Linked DNA regions of Homo sapiens: region 2 is linked to region 1. Evidence: read pairs that join two places in POLR2A ChIA-PET (ENCODE). Cell type or tissue: Panc1. All regions are shown on one strand. Links, peaks and the distances in the headings refer to the core of each region. The heading gives the core; the rest is flanking DNA. Region 1 has its middle 10 kb from the start of EPHA10. Region 2 holds the start of RSPO1 (R-spondin 1).

Region 1 (9,362 bases), core at 844-8,843:
GGCTCATTAGACCTGAGAGATGTCATTATAAGAATAGGCTATGATAGGCCAGGCGTGGTGGCTCACACTTGTAATCCCAGCACTTTGGGAGGCCGAGGCGGGTGGATCACGAGGTCAGGAGATCGAGACCATCCTGGCTAACACAGTGAAACCTCATCTCTACTAAAAATACAAAAAAAATTAGCCAGGCATGGTGGCGGGTGCCTGTAGTCCTAGCTACTTGGGAGGCTGAGGCAGGAGAATGGCGTGAACCTGGGAGGCGGAGCTTGCAGTGAGCCGAGATCGCACCACTGCACTCCAGCCTGGGTGACAGAGCGAGACTCTGTCTCAAAAAAAAAAAAAAAAAAAAAAAAAAGGCTATGATAATAAGAGATCATTATGGTCTCCACCAAAGCAGAAAAATGCTACACCCTCCCCTGTCCCTTCTGTGTCCTCCAGTCTTTTTCTATCTTCCTTCCTTTTCTTTCTTTTAACAGAGACAGAGGAATGGGGACTGTAGAGGCCTACACCATGGGAAGGGGGCAAAGGGCTCTCCCAGCCCCTACCAGAGGCCACGAGGAAGGGTGTTTGATACGAGTCTCACCAGGAGCCTCATAGTCACTCTTGTTGTATGGAGCTATAGAGAAGGATTTGTAGACAAGGGCACCAGGCATGGCACTGGGGACCTGTTGTGGGGTCAGGTGGGCAATGCAGTACTTGACCTGGTCAGAGACACCTCTCCCTGCAGCTCCTCGGCTGTGATGAAGTTCTTGTCCCCTGCCATGACCTTGAAGGAGGTAACGACCTGGCTGTGTCTACGTTGGTTGTCTCCCAAGACCTGAAGTTGATGAAGGCTTGGGAGGCCACAAGGCTGCTATGGTTGGGGTCAACCACACTCCCGGTGCAGTTGAACTCAGCATTGCTCTGCTGTTATCCTCCACATTGTAGCCCAAGCTGATGAAGCAGGCCTTGAACTCCTTCAGCCCCAGCACCCTGCCATGGCTCTTGTCAGTGTGGCTGAAGGACACCTGAAACTCTTGCATCTGCTCCTGGCCAATGCCCTGGGTATTGCAGGTGAGGATCTGGTTCTTGACCTCACTGATGGTGCAGCCAATGGTGGTGAGCAGCTGCTCCCAGCCGTGCGGATGTGTTCCACCATGTAGCTGATATGCTTGTTGTTGAAGATGAAGACCTCCTGGAGGAGCTGGTGCTCTGCGTCAGCAGGTCCAGGTTCAGCTTGTGGTCCATGATGTTTTGCTCATATTGCTTCAGGTTTAGCTGGTCCTCTGGGTTCCCCTTCATTTTGATGGAGCTGCACCCACTTTCCTCCATCTTGGTCTGGATCCAGGGCCCCATGACATTGGCCTGGCTGGAGAACTGGTGGTGGAGGTGCTCGTTGGACTGCTGCTTGCTCTGCTCCTCCAGAAGTGCATAATCCTGCTTTGACACCAACTGCTGCACCTTTGCCCACTGGGAGTGGATGAACTGTGTGGGGTCGGGGGAGGTGACAGTGGTGTAGGGGTTGCTGCCTGACAGCTTGGTATGTTTGCTATCTGTGATCCTCTGGGCTTCCTTGTGGGTGGCCAGGATAGCCTCTTTCTCCCTATCATTATCTGGCAGGGTCAACTTTTGGCTGTGGGCTGAGATCAGGCCCTCAATCTTCTCAGTATTGTAGATGAGGAACATGTCCTGGAGCTCCTCCACGGCACTCTCCATCCAGTTGTAGAAGGCTCTGCCCACTTGGCATACTCCAGGTACAGATGATCAGTGGCCTCCAGCTGCTTCTTCATTTTCTCCAGGGCTTCCCTGTGACTGTGGGTCAGAGAGTACAGGGTTTCCCACTCCTTGTAAATCTTCTGGCACTGGGCATTGACAACTGTGGGAGTCACAGTAATCCAGCTCGTTGAGTTCCTGGGCAGTGTCCTCTATGATATTGTGAAATAATGTATTTGGTCTTTGATCCTGCTTCCTGGCATACAATGACTAAAAAATAATTAGAATTTCCAAAACAATGTCTTTTTTTTGTATGCTGATGAGTTGATGGATGGCTGGCAGCCCCTAGGGAGCTTCAGGATGGAGGCTGGTCACCAGAAAAACCAAGGGATAAGTAGAGGGTTGGGACTTTCAGCCCCACTGCCCAACCCCTGAGGAGGGAAGAGGGGCTGAAGATTAAGTTGATCAGCAATAGCCAGTGATTTAATCAATCATGCCTATATAATGAAGCCTCCATAAAACCCTGAAAAGACAGGGTTCACAGAGCTTCTGGAGAGCTGAACACATGGAGGTTCCTGAAGAGTGGCATCCCCAGAGAGGGCATGGAAGTCCCAAGTCCCCTTTCCCACACCTTGCCCTATGTGTCTCTTCATCTGTATCCTTTGTAATATCCTGTGTAATAAACAAGCCAAAGTAAGTAAAGCGTTTTTCTGAGTTCTGTGAGCTGCTCTAGCAAATTAATGGAACCCAAGTAGCGGGTAGCAGGATCCCCAATTTATAGCGAGTTGGTCTGAAGCACAGGCAAAAATAATTGGGCTTGTGATTAGCATCTGAAGTGGAGGCAGTATTGCAGGACTGAGCCCTTTCCCTGTGGGATCTGACACTATCTCCAGGTAGATAAAGTCAGAATTGAATTGAACTGGAGGACAACCAGCTTGTGTCTGCTGCAGATTTGATTGCTTGTTCCGTGGGTGGGGAAAACCCCACACACATTTGGTCACAGAAGCATTCTGGGTTGTGTGAGAGCAGAGGAAAAGTAGTTTGAGTTTTTTCCACTCTCAGAGCCTTGATCAGCTCCACAAAGTCCTGGTGTATGGCCAGATCACTCTCGAAGGCTTCATGGTTGTGGATAAGGGCTTTGATGTCTGATAGGGTGGCTGTCTCATAGTCCCGCTGCTTAAGCCTGGCTTCCTTCTCATCGGTCCAGGCCTCATGGATGGAGGTCTTCTGGAACTTCTCTGCCAGGTGGTTGAGCTGCTCCAGCCTGTGAATATCATTCAGCAGCAACTCCTCATGTCAATTCTTGGCCTACTCCAGGTGCTGCCCACTGTTGTTGATGTTCAAGACCATCTTACCCTCAGAGCCCATGAAGGCAGGCTGGTTGCTTAGGTGCAGCTTGGTCTGCAGCGTGTTGAAGGTGAGCTCCAGCTGGCCTCTCTCCTGCACTTTGGACAGCTTGTGGATGCACCAGTAGTCATGAAAGACTTCTGCTACATCTCCTGGAAGGTCTTTTGGGGTATGGGGTTCTCCAGTCAGGGGGGCTGTTTTGCTGAATCCACTCCAGGAGATCACTGGCCAGCCTCTTGTAATTTTCCATCAACTGCTCATGCCCCTGGTAGACAGCCAACATTTTGCGGTTCTGGTTGGTGGCAGTTGCTACTAAAAATACAAAAAATTAGCCAGGCGTGGTAGCACATGCCTGTAATCCCAGTTACTTGGGAGGCTGAGACAGGAGAATCACTTGAACTCAGGAGGTGGAGGTTGCAGTGAGGCGAGATCAGGCCATTGCACTCCAGTCTGTGCGACAGAGTGAGACTGTCTCAAAAAAAAAAGGCCGGGTGCAGTGGCTCATACCTGTAATCCCAACACTTTGGGAGGCTGAGGCAGGTGGATAACCTGAGGTCAGGAGTTCGAGACCAGCCTGACCAACATGATGAAACCCCATCTCTACTAAAAATACAAAATTAGCCAGGTGTGGTGGCGCTTGCCTGTAATCCCAGCTACTTGGGAGGCTGAGGCAGGAGAATCACTTGAATCCAGGAGGCGGATGTTGCAGTGAACTGAGGTTGCAACATTGCGCTCCAGCCTGAGAGACGAGTAAGACTTCGTCTAAAAAAAAAAAAATTACAATGTTAGTTTAGCGATATTGATTTTCTTTTAGTTACTGTTTGTATTATGTACCGTTTGCACATACTATCCTGTTTGTATGTTTGTTTGTTTACAACCTTTGCTTTAACATATCTGTATCCTTATGTGGAAATTTCTTTTCTTTCTTTCTTTTTTTTGAGATGGAGTTTCGCTCTTGTTGCCCAGGCTGGAGTGCAATGGCGCGATCTTGGCTCACCACGACCCCCCGGGCTCAAGCGATTCTTCTGCCTCAGCCTCCCAAGTAGCTGGGATTACAGGCATGCGCCACCATGGTTGGCTAATTTTGTATTTTTAGTAGAGATGGGGTTTCTCCATGTTGGTCAAGCTGGTCTTAAACTCCCGACCTCAGGTGATCTGCCCACGTTGGCTTCCCAAAGTGCTGGGATTACAGGCATGAACCACTGTGCCTGGCTATGTGGAAGTTTTTTAAAGCAGTATAAAGTTGCTGTTTAAAACCCAATCTGGGCCAGGTGTGGTGGCCCATGCCCATAATCCCAGCACTTTGGGAGGCTGAGGCAAATGGATCACTTGAGCTCAGGAGCTCAAGACCAGCCTTCGCAACATGGTGAAACCTCATCTCCACCAAAAAAAGAAAAGTACTAAAATTAGCTGGGCATGATGGCATCCGCCTGGAGTCCCAGCTACTTAGGAGATTGAGGTGTGAAGATCACTCAAGTCCAGGAGGCAGAGGTTGCAGTGAGCTGTGATCATGCCACTGAACTCCAGCCTGGGTGACGGAATGAGACCTTGTCTCAAAAAATAAAAAATAAAAAATTTAAAAAAATTAAAAAAAACCCCAAAACAAAAATCCAATCTGGGCTGGCCATGGTGGTTCTCCCCTATAATCCCAGTGCTCTGGGAGGCTGAGGCAGAAGGATTTCTTGAGGCCAGCAATTCGAGAGCAGCCTGGACAACATAGCAAGACCCTGACTCTACAAAATTTTTTAAAAAAATTAGCCAGGTACAGTGGCACATGCCTGTAGTCCTAGCTATTTTAGAGGCTAAGGTGGGAGGATTGCTTGAGCCCAAGAGGTTGAGGCTGCAGTGAACTATGATTGCACCACTGCACTCCAGCCTGGGCAACAGAACAAGATCCTGTCTCTAAGAAATTTTTTTAATACTAAAAAATAAAAATAATAAGTAAATTAGAAACTCAATCTGACTATCTTTGTTTTTATTTTATTTTATTTTGTTTGGTTTTAGTTTTTGAGACAGGGTCTCACTCTCACCCAGGCTGGAGTGCAGTGTCACAATCATGGCTCACTGCAGCCTCAACCTCCCAGGCTCAAGTGATCTTCCCACCTCAGCCTCTCAAGTAGCTGGGGCCACAGGTGTGCATCACCATGCCCAGCTACTTTTTGTATTCCTTCACAGAGACGGGGTTTTACCATATTGTCCAGGCTGGTCTCTACCTCCTGGGCTCAAGTGACCCTCCTGCCTGAGCCTCCCAGAGTGCTGGGATTACAGGCATGAGCCACAGCACCCGGCCCAATCTTTGTTTTAAAATAGGAATATTTAGTCCATTTATATTTAAAATAGTTATTTATGCATCTGAGTTTCAAGATATCCTAGTATTTGTATTCTATCTATCCCACATGTTCGATGTTCCTTTTTTCCTCTCTTCTAAATCTTTTTTGATTATTTTTATTATTCCAAATGTTTCTACATTAGCTTGTTAGTAACATATTTTTATTACTATTTTTCCATGATTACCATGGTAATTACAGCATGCATCCTTGACTTGCTAAAGTTTAATATAAATTAATTCTTTTACCACTTCATAGACAATGCAAGTACCTTAAAATACTTTAACTCCATTTATCTGCTCCCACACTCTGTGCTATTTTTGTGATGTTTTAATTCTATGTGCATTTAGAACTTCACATGACATTATCACTTTATACAGTTATTGTTCATTTATTTTTACCCACATATTTACTTTCTTTTGACCTTATTTTTTTCCTGGATGTTCATAATTCCTTTTGAGTTTTTTAAAAAAATTCCCTTTAATATGTTTTTAGTGTGGATCTGTGAAGAATTTTGACTGTGGGAAAACATATTTATTTTACCTTCATTTTTGAAGAATATTTTCACTGAGTATAGCATTTTAGATTGATATTTTCTTTTAGCACTTTATAGATGCCATTCCATCATCTTCTGGATTTTATCATTTCTATGAAAGAGTCAGTTGTCAGTCTTTTTATTTTATTTTATTTTCGAGACAGGTCTCGCTCTGTCTCCCAGTTTGGAGTACAGTAGCATAAACACAGCTCACTGCAGACTTGACCTCCCAGGCTCAAATGATTCTCTTCCCATCTCAGCCTTCTGAGTAGCTAGGACAACAGGGGCATGCCGCTATGCCTGGATAATTTTTCTATTTTTAGTGGAGATGGGATTTCACCACGTTGCCCAGGCTGGTCTCAAACTGCTGGGCTCAAGTGATCCTCCTGTCTCAGCCTCCCAAAGTGCTGAGATTACAAGCATGAGCCACTGTGCCTGGCCTCAGCCCTTTTTTCAAAAAATTGAGACAGTCTTGTTCTGTTGCCCAGGCTGGAGTGCAGTGGTGTGATCCTAGCTCACTGTAGCCTCAACCTGCTGGGTCAAGTGATCCCCCACTACAACCTCCTGAGTAGCTGGGACTACAGGTGCACACCATCATGTCTGGCTAATTCTTGTATTTTTTTTTGTACAGATGGAGTCTCGCTGTGTTGCCTAGGCTGATATTGAACTCCTGGCCTCAAGTGATCCTTCTTCCTTGGCCTTCCAAAGTGCTGGGGTTACAGGCATGAGCAACCATGCCTAACCAAAGTTGTTCATGTGTGTGTGTGTGTGTACGTGTGTGTGTGTGTGTTTTGTTTGTTTGTTTGTTTTGAGACAGAGTCTCACTCTATCGCCCAAGCTGGAGTGCAGTGGTGCAATCTTGGCTCACTGCAACCTCCACTTCCCAGGTTCAAGCAATCCTCCTGCCTCAGCCTCCCCAGTAGCTGGGACTATGGGAGCGTGCCACCATGCCTGGTTAATTTTTGTATTTTTAGTAGAGATGGGGTTTCACCATGTTGGCCAGGCTGGTCTTGAACTCCTGACCTCAGGTGATCCGCCTGCCTCGGCCTCCCAAAGTGCTGGTATTACAGGCATGAGCCACCACACTCCACCATTGTCAGTCTTAATGTTGTTCCTTTGAAGGTAATGTGTCTCTCCCTCTCTAATTGCTTTTAATATTTTTTCTTTGTCTTTGGTTTTCAGCAGTTTTATTATGAAATGCTTAAATACAGTTTTCGGCCAACTGTGGTGGCTCATGCTTATAATCTCAGCACTTTGGGAGGCCGAGGTGGGCAGATCACTTGAGGTAGGGAGTTTGAGACAAGCCTGGCCAACATGGCAAAACCCTGTCTCTAATAAAAATACAAAAATTAGCTGGGCATGGTGGCACGTGCCTCAGCTACTCGGGAGGCTGAGGCAGGAGGATTGCTCGAACCCGGGAGGCAGAGGGTTGCAGTGAGCCGACATGACACCACTGCACTCCAGCGTGGGTGACAGAGTGAGACGCTGTCTCAAAAAAAAAAAGTGTAGTTTTCTTTGCATTTATCCTGCTTGGGATTGATAGTGCTTCTTGAGTATGTGTCTTGATATCTTTCATCAATTTTGGAAAATTTTCAACTACTCTCTTTTCAAATAGTACTTCTTTCCTGTTTCCTCTTTCTAGGACTCTAATTCCATGTATTTAGGCCTTTTTGCCATGTCCCATATGTCTCTTTCTCTCTTACCTATATATATATTTTTTATTATACTTTAAGTTTTAGGGTACATGTGCGCAACGTGCAGGTTAGTTACATATGTATACATGTGCCATGTTGGTGTGCTGCACCCATTAACTCATCATTTAACATTAGGTATATCTCCTAATGCTATCCCTCCCCCCTCCCCCCACCCCACAACAGGTCCCGGTGTGTGATGTTGCCTGCCCTTCCTGTGTCCATGTGTTCTCATTGTTCAATTCCCACCTATAAGTGAGAATATGCAGTGTTTGGTTTTTTGTCCTTGTGATAGTTTGCTGAGAATGATGGTTTCCAGCTTCATCCATGTCCCTACAAAGGACATGAACTCATCATTTTTTATGGCTGCATAGTATTCCATGGTGTATATGTGCCACATTTTCTTAATCCAGTCTATCATTGTTGGACATTTGGCTTGGTTCCAAGTCTTTGCTATTGTGAATAGTGCCACAATAAACATATATGTGCATGTGTCTTTATAGCAGCATGATTTATAATCCTTTGGGTATATACCCAGTAATGGGATTGCTGGGTCAAATGGTATTTCTAGTTCTAGATCCCTGAAGAATGGCCACACTGACTTCCACAAGGGTTGAACTAGTTTACAGTCCCACCAACAGTGTAAAAGTGTTCCTATTTCTCCACATCCTTTCCAGCACCTGTTGTTTCCTGACTTTTTAATGATTGCCATTCTAACTGGTGTGAGATGGTATCTTATTGTGGTTTTGATTTGCATTTCTCTGATGGCCAGTGATGATGAGCACTTTTTCATCTGTCTTTTGGCTGCATAAATGTCTTCTTTTGAGAAGTGTCTGTTCATATCCTTTGCCCACTTGTTGATGGGGTTGTTTGTTTTTTTCTTGTAGATTTGTTTGAGTTCATTGTAGATTCTGGATATTAGCCCTTTGTCAGATGAGCAGATTGCAAAAATTTTCTCCCATTCTGTAGGTTGCCTGTTCACTCTGATGGTAGTTTCTTTTGCTGTGCAGAAGCTCTTTAGTTTAATTAGATCCTATTTGTCAATTTTGGCTTTTGTTGCCATTGCTTTTTGTGTTTTAGACATGAAGTCCTTGCCCATGCCTATTTTCAATTCTTTTCTCTCTTCTGATACTAGATATTTTATGCTGAAACTATATTTCACATCATTAATCCTAGAATTAGCTGTGTCTAACCTGCTATCAGCTCCATCTACTATGTTAAATTCAATTATTATATTTTTCAGTTCTAGGATTTCAATTGCATTCTTTTTTAGAGTATCCAGGTTTGGTGATTTTGCACTCTACCAGAATTCCAATGCAAAATCTTACTGTTCTATACAGATCTACTCCTATCCAATTATATCAACCAATACAATCTCATTTTTGTTTAAGCCAGTTTTATTTGGTTTCCTGTTAAACACGACTGAAAAATCTTAACTGCCAATGTGGAGATATCCCCCTTCATGATGTTGTAATAATGGCTGCAGCAGCTCCAGGTGTCAAATGCAGACATGACATCCAGAGAAGAAGTGGAATGCTGCCTGTCATCCATCTCTGTTTATTAGGAGTGAAAATCTTTTCTATAATTTCTAATTCAGAAGGCCAGGGTTGTAATCACACACTACATGGAATGGGATGGGAATGATTACCAAACAGCAATCTTTACTTATCCCTGAACTTGGGGAGAGGATCATCTTTCACTAGCAAACAACTACAGTAGAAGAACATCCAAATAAAACTGGGACTCTGCCAGCAATATAAAATATGAAAG
Region 2 (9,362 bases), core at 1,188-9,187, 140 kb after region 1:
GAAGAATGCAAAACAACTCCCAGTTTCTTGCTTTATCAGTTTCATCGCTGTTTCCAAGGAGAAAAACTGGGGAGAAAGAGGTTCTGTGCAGGGCCCAAGAGTTTAGTTTTAGGAGCAGGGAGTTGAAGGGGCCACTCTTGGCCATCTTAGCTGCTTGATGATGGGGGCTGGGACGGAGTGAGAGGCTGGGAGAGGCTGGAAGGGGAAGTCTGCACGGTCATCCGTGGGCTTGCTGAAGCCCCAGTGGAGGCTGGCTGTGGATTTGCAGTGGCACTGTCTCAGGTAGCTGGGGGACTGTCCAGAGGAGCTCAGCAGGAACTGGCAGGGGGTTTGTGGGGCAGTTGAGATGTTGAGGCAAGGCCAGTGCAGAAATCGTTATCGGGCAGGTGAAACGCCAAGAATCTGAATTAGAAGGAAGGGCATGAGAGATTGGGAGCAGAAGGTTAGAGTGGGGGGGTCTGAGGATCTTGAAGCCTATGATTTCAGGGATGGAGTAATTTGGGTGAGGTCAAGAGGGGGTGGCCATGTGAATGGGAGGCCAAAGTGGAGTGGACAAGAGTATCGACCTGGTCCAGGAGGTCCCAGAGGTGTTGGGCGTAGCACTGACATAGAGAACGAGGTCCCCAACGTGATGCTTGAGTCTGCCACAGAGAAGAGGACCTCGAGACAGATGCCAGGGTCCTGTGTGAGCAAAGAAAGCACAGCAGGGCATGGGGGAAATAACTCAGGTGAAGAGAGCAGGGAGGTAGAACAGGAGGAACAGTTACAAAAGGGAGGGCAGGGGGGCGGTGTGGAATGAGGCAGATGCCACACCCTCGTGCAGGAGAATGAGTGGTATTGCCAGACTTTGTTGGGCAAAGGGGATGGCGTCCCTGGTGTGTGTTAAAGGAGCCTGAACTCACTCACAACAAGGTAGAGAATCTGAGAAGTGTGTTTCTGCTGGTATGGGGCTTCCAGAGGACACAGCAGACCCCCTGGGAGGAAAGTGGAGAGAAAGGAACAAGGAAGAGCTGGGCAGTGTTCTTGGGAATGATCTACTTTATTATTGCTCACTGGGGCTCCTCACTCCCTTCAGTCTCGCCTCTTCAAATTCAGCCTTCACCAGAGCTGCAAGACACTCCTAAAGCACAACTCTGGTCCTGCCTTTCTGCCTCATCAACACTCAGGGGCTGCCCTTGCCCTCAAGGTAAAGTTCCTGCTCTTTGGCCTGGTACCATAAGGTCCTTTTGGAAGCACCCCATCTGCTGCCCTCTTCCCCGCCTCACCTCTCTCATCCGAAATCCCCACGAAGCAGAACTACTTATAGCACTAAGGGCACCACGATGCAGCAGGCCTCCGGGCCTTTGCACCTGCCATTCCCTCTGCCTGGAATGCCTTTTGATCACATGTGCCTAGAAAATGCCAATAAATCTTTCAAGCATTTCTTCCCTGGAGAAGCCTTCTCAGATTCCCTCAAGGAGTCACAGTCACCCCTTATTTTGTCCCACCACTCTACCTCATTTACCCTTTCACCAGGCTCTTGAGTCGGCCTTCCTCACTAAACCAGGAGTTCCTTAGGAAGACAGTGTGATACTCATTTCTCTATCCTCCATTTCCAGCCCTGTGCCTGGGATACAATAGTGCTTGGTTGATATCTAATAAAGGCACTGACCAAATTATAGCTAATAAGAAGAGCCAGCATGTACTAAGTACTTACTATAATTCCTAACATTGTGCCAAGCTCTTTAAATGCATTATCTTATGTCATCCCTGTAAGAACTGTGGTGGGTTAATACTGTTACTATATGTATTTAACAGATGAGGAAACTGAGGCTTAGGGAGGTGAAGTGACTTGCCCAAGGACATTAAGCTAGTCAGTGGTAGAGATGGGCTTCAAACTCGGCCGATACTAGTGTCCATGCACTTAGCTGTTATGCTATATTGCCTCAATGAAAGAAAGGATGACAAGATCTAGCCAGGGCAGTGGCTTACGCCTGTAATCCTAACATTCTGGGAGGCTGAGGCAGGCAGATCATTTGAGGTCAGGAGTTCGAGACTAGCCTGACCAACATGGTGAAACCCAGTCTCTACTAAAAATACAAAAAAAATTAGCTGGGCGTGGTGGCGTGCCTGTAATCTCAGCTACTTGGGAGGCTGAGGCAGGAGAATCGCTTGAACCTGGGAGGCTGAGGTTGCAGTGAGCCGAGATCGCATCACTGTACTCCAGCCTGGGCAACCGAGCAAGACTTCTTCTAAAAAATAAAAAAATAAAAAAATAGAAAGAATGAATGAATGAATGAAAGATTTCAGAGAACAGCAGGGTTATGAAGACTAGAGTTTTCAGGGGAGCCTATAAATTGACAGTAACAAAGTCAGCTTTTTCTAGAGTAACAGTAATGATCACAGATGCCAGTAGTTTCCAATCCAAAAGCCCTTCTTCCGTGCGGACAGAGTTCTGCTTTTGTCTGTGAACATCCTCCCAGTTCCTTAGGAACTCACTGCAGTGGAAGAGACCATCATTGGCCAATGATGGGTGGTGTACAGGTCTACACAAGGTTTGGAGGCTGACTTTCGAGGTGGTCAGGCTAAACTTCATACAGGCCTTTTGAAGGATGACACAAAAAGGATTAGAGAAAAAGACATTTCTTTTTTTGAGACGGAGTCTTGCTCTGTTGCCCAGGCTAGAGTGCAGTGGCGTGATCTCGGCTCGCTGCAAGCTCTGCCTCCCGGGTTCATGCCATTCTCCTGCCTCAGCCTCCCCGATAGCTGGGACTACAGGCACCCGCCACCACACCCAGCTAATTTTTTGCAATTTTAGTAGAGACGGGGTTTCACCGTGTTAGCCAGGATGGTCTCGATCTCCTGACCTCGTGATCCGACTGCCTCAGCCTCCCAAAGTGCTGGGATTACAGGCGTGAGCCACTGCGCCTGGCCGAGAAAAAGACATTTCTAAGCAGAATGAACAGCATATGCAAATTTAGAGCAACACAGCTTTCCCAGGGAAACAACTCATTTGGCATAACCTGAACTGGGCTGGCCACTTGCAGGCTGTGTGTCTCTGAGCAATTGACTTGGCGTCTCTGAGGATCAGAATTTACATTTATGGGAAAAAAGGAAAAAAGAAAGGAACTACAATAGTTGCGAAATTAGGTAACAGAATATATGTGCAAAACACAGTGCTTGGCATACATTAGGTGCACAAGAAACATTCTTTCTTATTCACCCATTATTGTCACATGGTTCTAATTCGTTATCTTCTGTCACCCAGGTGGCTTTCTTCCCTTTCTCACTCATTCCTGAGCCTAGTAACGAGGCCCCCCAACTTCCACAGACTTTTCCTCAGGCAGGAAACCCGAGCCCACTGCCTGGCCTAGGACAGCTTCTAGGGCTGTGTGGTTTGTGTTATTTCTTCTCTTTTCTCTCTCTCTCCCTCTTTTTTTTCCTAAATGCAACAAAATAAAACCAAACAAAAAGCCCAATGCCTGGCGTGGCTTGTCAGAGAGTTATGCAAGTGTGTAAAAAAATAAAATAAAATAAACATTGAGTTTTCGGCATTTGGGGCTGTTTGATTAGACACAGAGCATAGCCAAGGGCCGGTTAGACGCAGGGAAGGCTCAGGGCAGAGGTGAGAGAGGAGGGACTTGAGTGGGGGTTGGAGGTTGGAGGGGGCCCCTGGACCAACTCGGAAATGACTGTTTGCCTCCTGCAAACTTGGCAATGCTCTGGCTGAATGAACCCAGACACTGGGCATTTCGGACCCAACTGCTCCACTTTCTCTGGCTATCCACCATCCCTGTTCCCTGGCCATTGGGACACTCTAGGGGTCATTACATCCATCCTCCTGTCATTGTAAACGACCCTGTGCCCTTAACTCAATAGTCAGGGCTCCCCCCTTCTCTCCTAAGAGGGAGATTCCACAGCCTGTCTTGATTACTCACCCCCCCTATACACACACACAATCAGTACATCTTTTCTGCTCTAGCTTAACTCCCACTAACTACAGTTTTAGCCCATTTTCCTTTCCCAATCTGAAGTGAAGCTGGAGAACAGCTGTTTGTCACTCTAAGAAGTGAGTCTCCTTCCCTCCCTTCTTCGGGCTTGACTTCAACATCATCTGGGTCACTGCAGGTGTCTGTAGCCGTTCAAGACTCATTCCACAAACATGTATGGGGTTCCCACCATTAACCAGAAGTTTGTAGCCTTCATTTCATTGAACCCTCAGAACAGATGAAGCCTTGCGATTCAGAGAGGTTCAGTAACCTAGGCATGACCACACAGCTGGTAAGTGATAGAGCCAGACATGAATCTAAGTGTTATTGTATGATCTCCCTCACTCTCACCTACCAGCTGCCTCTGGAGGTGTCCTCACCTCGGTGCCCAGGATCTGATAGCCTTGGTATTTCTTCTGAACTGGGAAGATGCACAGAAGATTTGACCCTGAAGGGGGAGAGGGTGTGGTCAAGACCACCAGGCTCTGTGGAGCCTGTTCCTTGTCACTTTCCAGGTTCCTGATGGGGAAACTGGGGTTTTCATGAGGGTCTCCGGCCGCGTTCTGACGCCAAGATGAGCGGAGTTGTTGCGGGTTCTCTGGCTGCGTGGAATCCCCGGGGCGCGGGGAGGGGCAGGGGACAAAAGCAGAAGGTCTGCCCCAGGGTCCTGGGGACTTGTCCCTCCGCCAGCCCCGCGCTCGGAGCGCAGAGCGCCAGCTTCGGGCAAGGACGTGTGGACTCCCGGGCCGGCGCTCCAGTCCATTTTTTCTTGCGGATCCCTGGAAGGGGGGCCGGCTCGCGGGGGGGACTGCGAAGGGGGGGATTCCCTCCCTGGTGCTCGCAGAGGACTGGCCCCTCTCCGGGCTGGGAGCTCCGGCCGAGCGGAGGCGCGACGGAGAGCACCAGCGCAGGGCAGAGAGCCCGGAGCGACCGGCCAGAGTAGGGCATCCGCTCGGGTGCTGCGGAGAACGAGGGCAGCTCCGAGCCGCCCCGGAGGACCGATGCGCCGGGTGGGGCGCTGGCCCCGAGGGCGTGAGCCGTCCGCAGATTGAGCAACTTGGGAACGGGCGGGCGGAGCGCAGGCGAGCCGGGCGCCCAGGACAGTCCCGCAGCGGGCGGGTGAGCGGGCCGCGCCCTCGCCCCTCCCGGGCCTGCCCCCGTCGCGACTGGCAGCACGAAGGTGAGTCCCCTCGTAGCTGCCCCATCCTTCTCCCCAGCGCCCCCTTCCCCGGGAGCTGGGGCGCGGCGGGCCCTCCCGTCGGGGCTGGTTCTAGCTGGGTGCGTGGGGGGAGACAGAAAGGAAGGGGAGTCTGATCGCTCTCCGGTCGGCGATCAGGACAGGGCACCTCCTGCACCCTTCCTGCAAGTCTGCCGCCCCCGTCGGCCCTCAATCCAGCAGGCAGCCTCTTCCCCTCGAACTCCCCTCCATCCCGCAGCCCCGGGTGATCATCCTCACTCGCAGTCCTGAATTCCCCAAGTCCACCAGCCCTGTTTATACCCCGCCTCCAATCCAGAAGTTCTTGATCCTGGGGCTCATTGGCTCGGATTCCCCCAAGTCCCACGGTCTCTGGTGACCCCCACCCCAGTCCGCAGCCTGGGCCTGGGTTCGACGTGGCAGGCGGCATGCGCTGCGGCCCCCGGTGCGCAGCGAAGTGGCGCGGCTCCCTGGCCCTCGGGGTCTGGCGCTCAGGAACCGATGGTATCGCTTAGTTGGGGAGAGGTGGGGGCTATGTTCGCCCGGGACTCCCTGGAGGGCCGGGACAGACTTGGAGTGAGTGTGCTTGGGGGCAGGAGTTTTCTTGTGAAACTGGCCTCTCAGACGTGGACAGCTCTCTTGGCTCTTGAGGGCCAGCCAGGGGAACCTCAGGTCCGCGTCTCCCTCGGCACCTGTTGGGGCCTCTGCGGGATGGTGGGGGAGGGAAGAAGAATGTGCGCGCTTGCGGGGGTGATGGAGGGGTGAAGAAGCCATCCTCCGCTGCCCTTGCTTTTGGAGGGGGGGCACGGCCCCAGCACCTGGCTTGGCTCCGACAGACAGGCTAATCCCGACAGGTCGGACAGGCACATACTTTGTCCCGCCCCCCGCCCGCAATTCTTCTGCCCCCGCCTGCCAGCCTGCTGGGCGGCCAAAACTCTCCAGCCTGTAGCCCGGCCCGGGGAGGGCTAATGCGAAATTATCTAGATAGTTTACATTTTTGGGTCTGTATCGGGCCCCTGATGGAGTACCACTTTATTCTGACGGTATTGCAGGCAAGAAGGTGAAAGTGATTCCAGCCCCCTCCCGGGGCTGAGTTTCTGCCCTCAGCTCCACCTCCAGCTGTGTCCCCCTCCCCGACCTGTATACTCCCCTCCGAGGCCCTTGTGGCCTCTCGCTTTGGTCTCCCTTCTCAGCTCTGCCTCTGCCACCAGCCCCGTCCCCACTTTGCAGGTCCACTCCCCAAGCTGGGTTGTGCCCCACACTCAGCAGCTCCCAGCGGGTTGCCCCGCCCTCCCCACACCCAGTCCTGGGTAGCAAACCTGAGGGCAGGTCCCTAACTGGGTCTGTAACCCCTGGGACACTTAACCATTCAGGGCCAGGTCTCTTCCCCTGTAAAATGGAAATAATTCTACCTTCCTCCTTCCATTGTGAGGAGTAAACGAAGACCTGGCACATGGCAGGTGGAGGGAGGCATCTAACAAGTGTGAATCCCTCACCCCCACAGTGGCAGAGAGAAATGCCCTTTCTTACCCCCACCAATAACCTGAGGCACTGCCAGCAGTCCCCATTCTATCTGTGTAGAGTGAGCCTCAAAAACATAAACTGCCAGTGCCATATAGCCCATGGCTCAAAGGAAATCAGACAGAGGACTCTAAAAGAAATGAAGCAGCCTGCTTAAAAGGGAGTCATCAGCTCATATCTCCTCTCTCAGCCCTAGCCCATGCTGTCCATGTCTGCAAGAGTGCATGCCTGTGTGTGCGCATATGGGGTCAGGGACTAGATGCAGGAATGTGGAGCCACTGAGGCAGGGACCTGTGGCCCTCTGAGGCTTGGTGCTGCAGGGTTCCTAGTCCGAGACCTGTCCAGCATTTCAAATCAGATTTCATGTAAGATCCTGGATTTTCCACTCCTCTTTTAGAAAATCAGAAGATCTTTCAACAATCAGTCAGAGCTGAACGGCATATGCTCCCTTTAGATGGGGCATTTACCCTCCAGTTTACCCCCTCCACATCCAGCTTCAATCATATATGTCATTTGTACCCCCTGGTATAGAGGAACTCTTAGCCCCTTTACAGGGTTGATTCTATATGTACATTTTCAAAAAGTGCTTGCAACTCTTCCCATCCCAGAGGTGGGGGAGGCCAGTGTCACTTGCTTCAGTGAAATTTACATCTGGATCCTCCTTACGATTTTCCAGCTGAGATTGTGGTTTCCTGGTGATTCAGGTGGGAGTGGGCCAGAAGATCACCGCTGGCAAGGACTGGGTGAGTGTGGCAGGGGTCAGCTGAAAACTAGGACCTGGGAGGATTGAGAAGGAATTTAGAGGGAGAGGAGAGGGAGGAAAAAGAAGGGAGCTAACATTTGCCGAGCACTCACCCTCAATTGCCAGGCACCATGACAGGTTGGCACAAGGAATGCAGAGATGCATAGGGGACATTTTGTGCCCCAAAAAACCCCAGGGATATTGATCACGCAGTGAGTCCAAAGTCTTTCAGATCCAGGGTTAACACCAAGTTTGTCTAATGCAGTGTTTGTCAACTGTAAGGACTCATGGAACAGATCTACCAGGGATTCTCAGACCTTAGTTTGAGAAATGCTGCAATTAAAGGCAAATCCTATCACTCTGAGTGATCGCTTTGGTGTCGAGGCAATCAACCATAAAGATAAATGCAAATATGGAAATTGCATAACAGTACTCAGTATTAAGGTTAGTATCCAGATGATACAGAACATGTTCATATTGCCTTTTGAATGATTATTAGAATGTAGACACAAAGTGAAGCTTTGGTCATAACAAATACAGCAAATATTATTGAGTCATCACTGTGTGCCAGCACCATTCTAAGCAGTTTTGTGTATTAACTCATTTAAGTTATAAACAACAATAACCTTCATGCAGATAAGAAAACAGGCTCAGACCAGCTAAGCAAGGTAACATAGCTAATAAGTAGCAGAACCAATATTCAAATCCAGGCAGTCTGACTCTGAAGTTTATGCCCGTGACTATCATGCTGTACAGCCAGCCTCTGAGACTACAGACTTGGGCCAGAAGACCCCAGTTTGATAAACTCAACTGGACATCTATAATCTGTGGGTGAGAGAATTGTGTAGTGGGGGCTGGGGAGGATAGAAAGGCTTTGGTAAATCAGGCAGGGAGTACTGGAGGGGCGTGCAGGGGTTGGCAGCTGACGGGCATTTGGGGGTAGCTGGGGGCATCTCCTCTGGCTCAGGCCACAGCACCAGGTGGGATCCATCAGCCTCATGTAAACACTTCTCACAGGCAGCTTAACCACTTGAGTGTGTCTGGCCTTCAAAGCCAGCGGGAGAGGCCAAGGAGGGAGGTACTGAACTCCCTTAGGGGATAATGATTTATCTCCCGTGCAGGTGGGCTCTGCTGGGGCCTCCCTGACAGGCGAGGGGGTGGACTGGCACTGAAGAGCCTAGAGGGGAAAGGATTAGGACAGGGGGTGGGAGGGGCACCTCCACTCCAGCACCTCAGATTTCTCATTCCTGAGCCTGAACTCTCTGACTCTCAGCTAGCCTGTGACATAGTCATGCTTGTCCCCATTTTATAGATGTGAAACAGGTTCAGTGAGGCTACATGACTTGTTCGAAGGCATCTAGCCACTGGAGGGGAAGGTGATGGCTCCCTGGCATCTACAGAGACTCTGTGCTATTGGCCTGCATGCTCTGTTGTGGTGTGGGTGTGTGTGGGGGAGTGTGGGGTGTGCGTGGGCAGGCCGCTGCTGTGGAAGAACCTTGAGAGCATCAGAGCATGTGTGTGATCCCGTGACGGGGAAGCAGGGTTTTCATTCTCACTCCCAGGTTGGGCTCAGATGTCCAACTTCCCAGACACATCTGATCAGGGGAGGGACCGGCTCCCCTGCCCCCATCACCCCAGCCGGCCAGCGGGTCCAGAGACCTGGCTCTCGCTGGGCTGGGGGATTATCCCCATTCTCTGTGTCTCTGGCCAGGGCGGGCATTGCTGCCTCTTTTATCCTCTCACAAAGGCCAGGCCCGCCGGGCCTGCTGTGTCAGAGTTTCTGTGGCCGGGGGAAGCCTTACTTCCTTTTCTCCCGCCAAGCCCAGAGGGCCAGGCAGGGTCTGCCAGCTTGCCGGGGGCCACTGCTCTAACTCCAGGACAGGTGAAAGGCACATGGGTGACTCAGCCCCGGGAAGAAAAGGCTGAGGGGTCACTC

Evidence for each region. ChIA-PET counts read pairs that join two places held together with the same protein. Peaks named below come from ENCODE experiments on the same cell type or tissue, not always from the same donor. Only the 100,000 strongest peaks of a DNase experiment are listed, where the experiment ranks them.
Region 2: POLR2A ChIA-PET joins it to region 1 with 7 read pairs; 3 of 35 experiments call an interaction of 5 or more read pairs at or near these places.

What each region holds. Positions count from the first base shown.
Region 1 is chr1:37,770,654-37,780,015 of GRCh38, reverse strand. It overlaps the pseudogene ACTN4P2. Among named protein-coding and RNA genes, the nearest start is that of EPHA10, 10 kb to the right of the region's middle. In Panc1, for the core only: no CTCF peak of the experiment used is centred there; no DNase peak of the experiment used is centred there.
Region 2 is chr1:37,630,352-37,639,713 of GRCh38, reverse strand. It overlaps RSPO1 (R-spondin 1), which reads left to right and starts at 4,822. Exons shown (of 7, transcript NM_001242908.2): 1 at 4,822-5,148; 2 at 7,361-7,427. RefSeq lists enhancers at 4,421-4,947, 4,948-5,475, 6,004-6,531, 8,540-9,053, 8,955-9,124. In Panc1, for the core only: no CTCF peak of the experiment used is centred there; no DNase peak of the experiment used is centred there; H3K4me3 peaks cover 905 bases; H3K27me3 peaks cover 3,584 bases.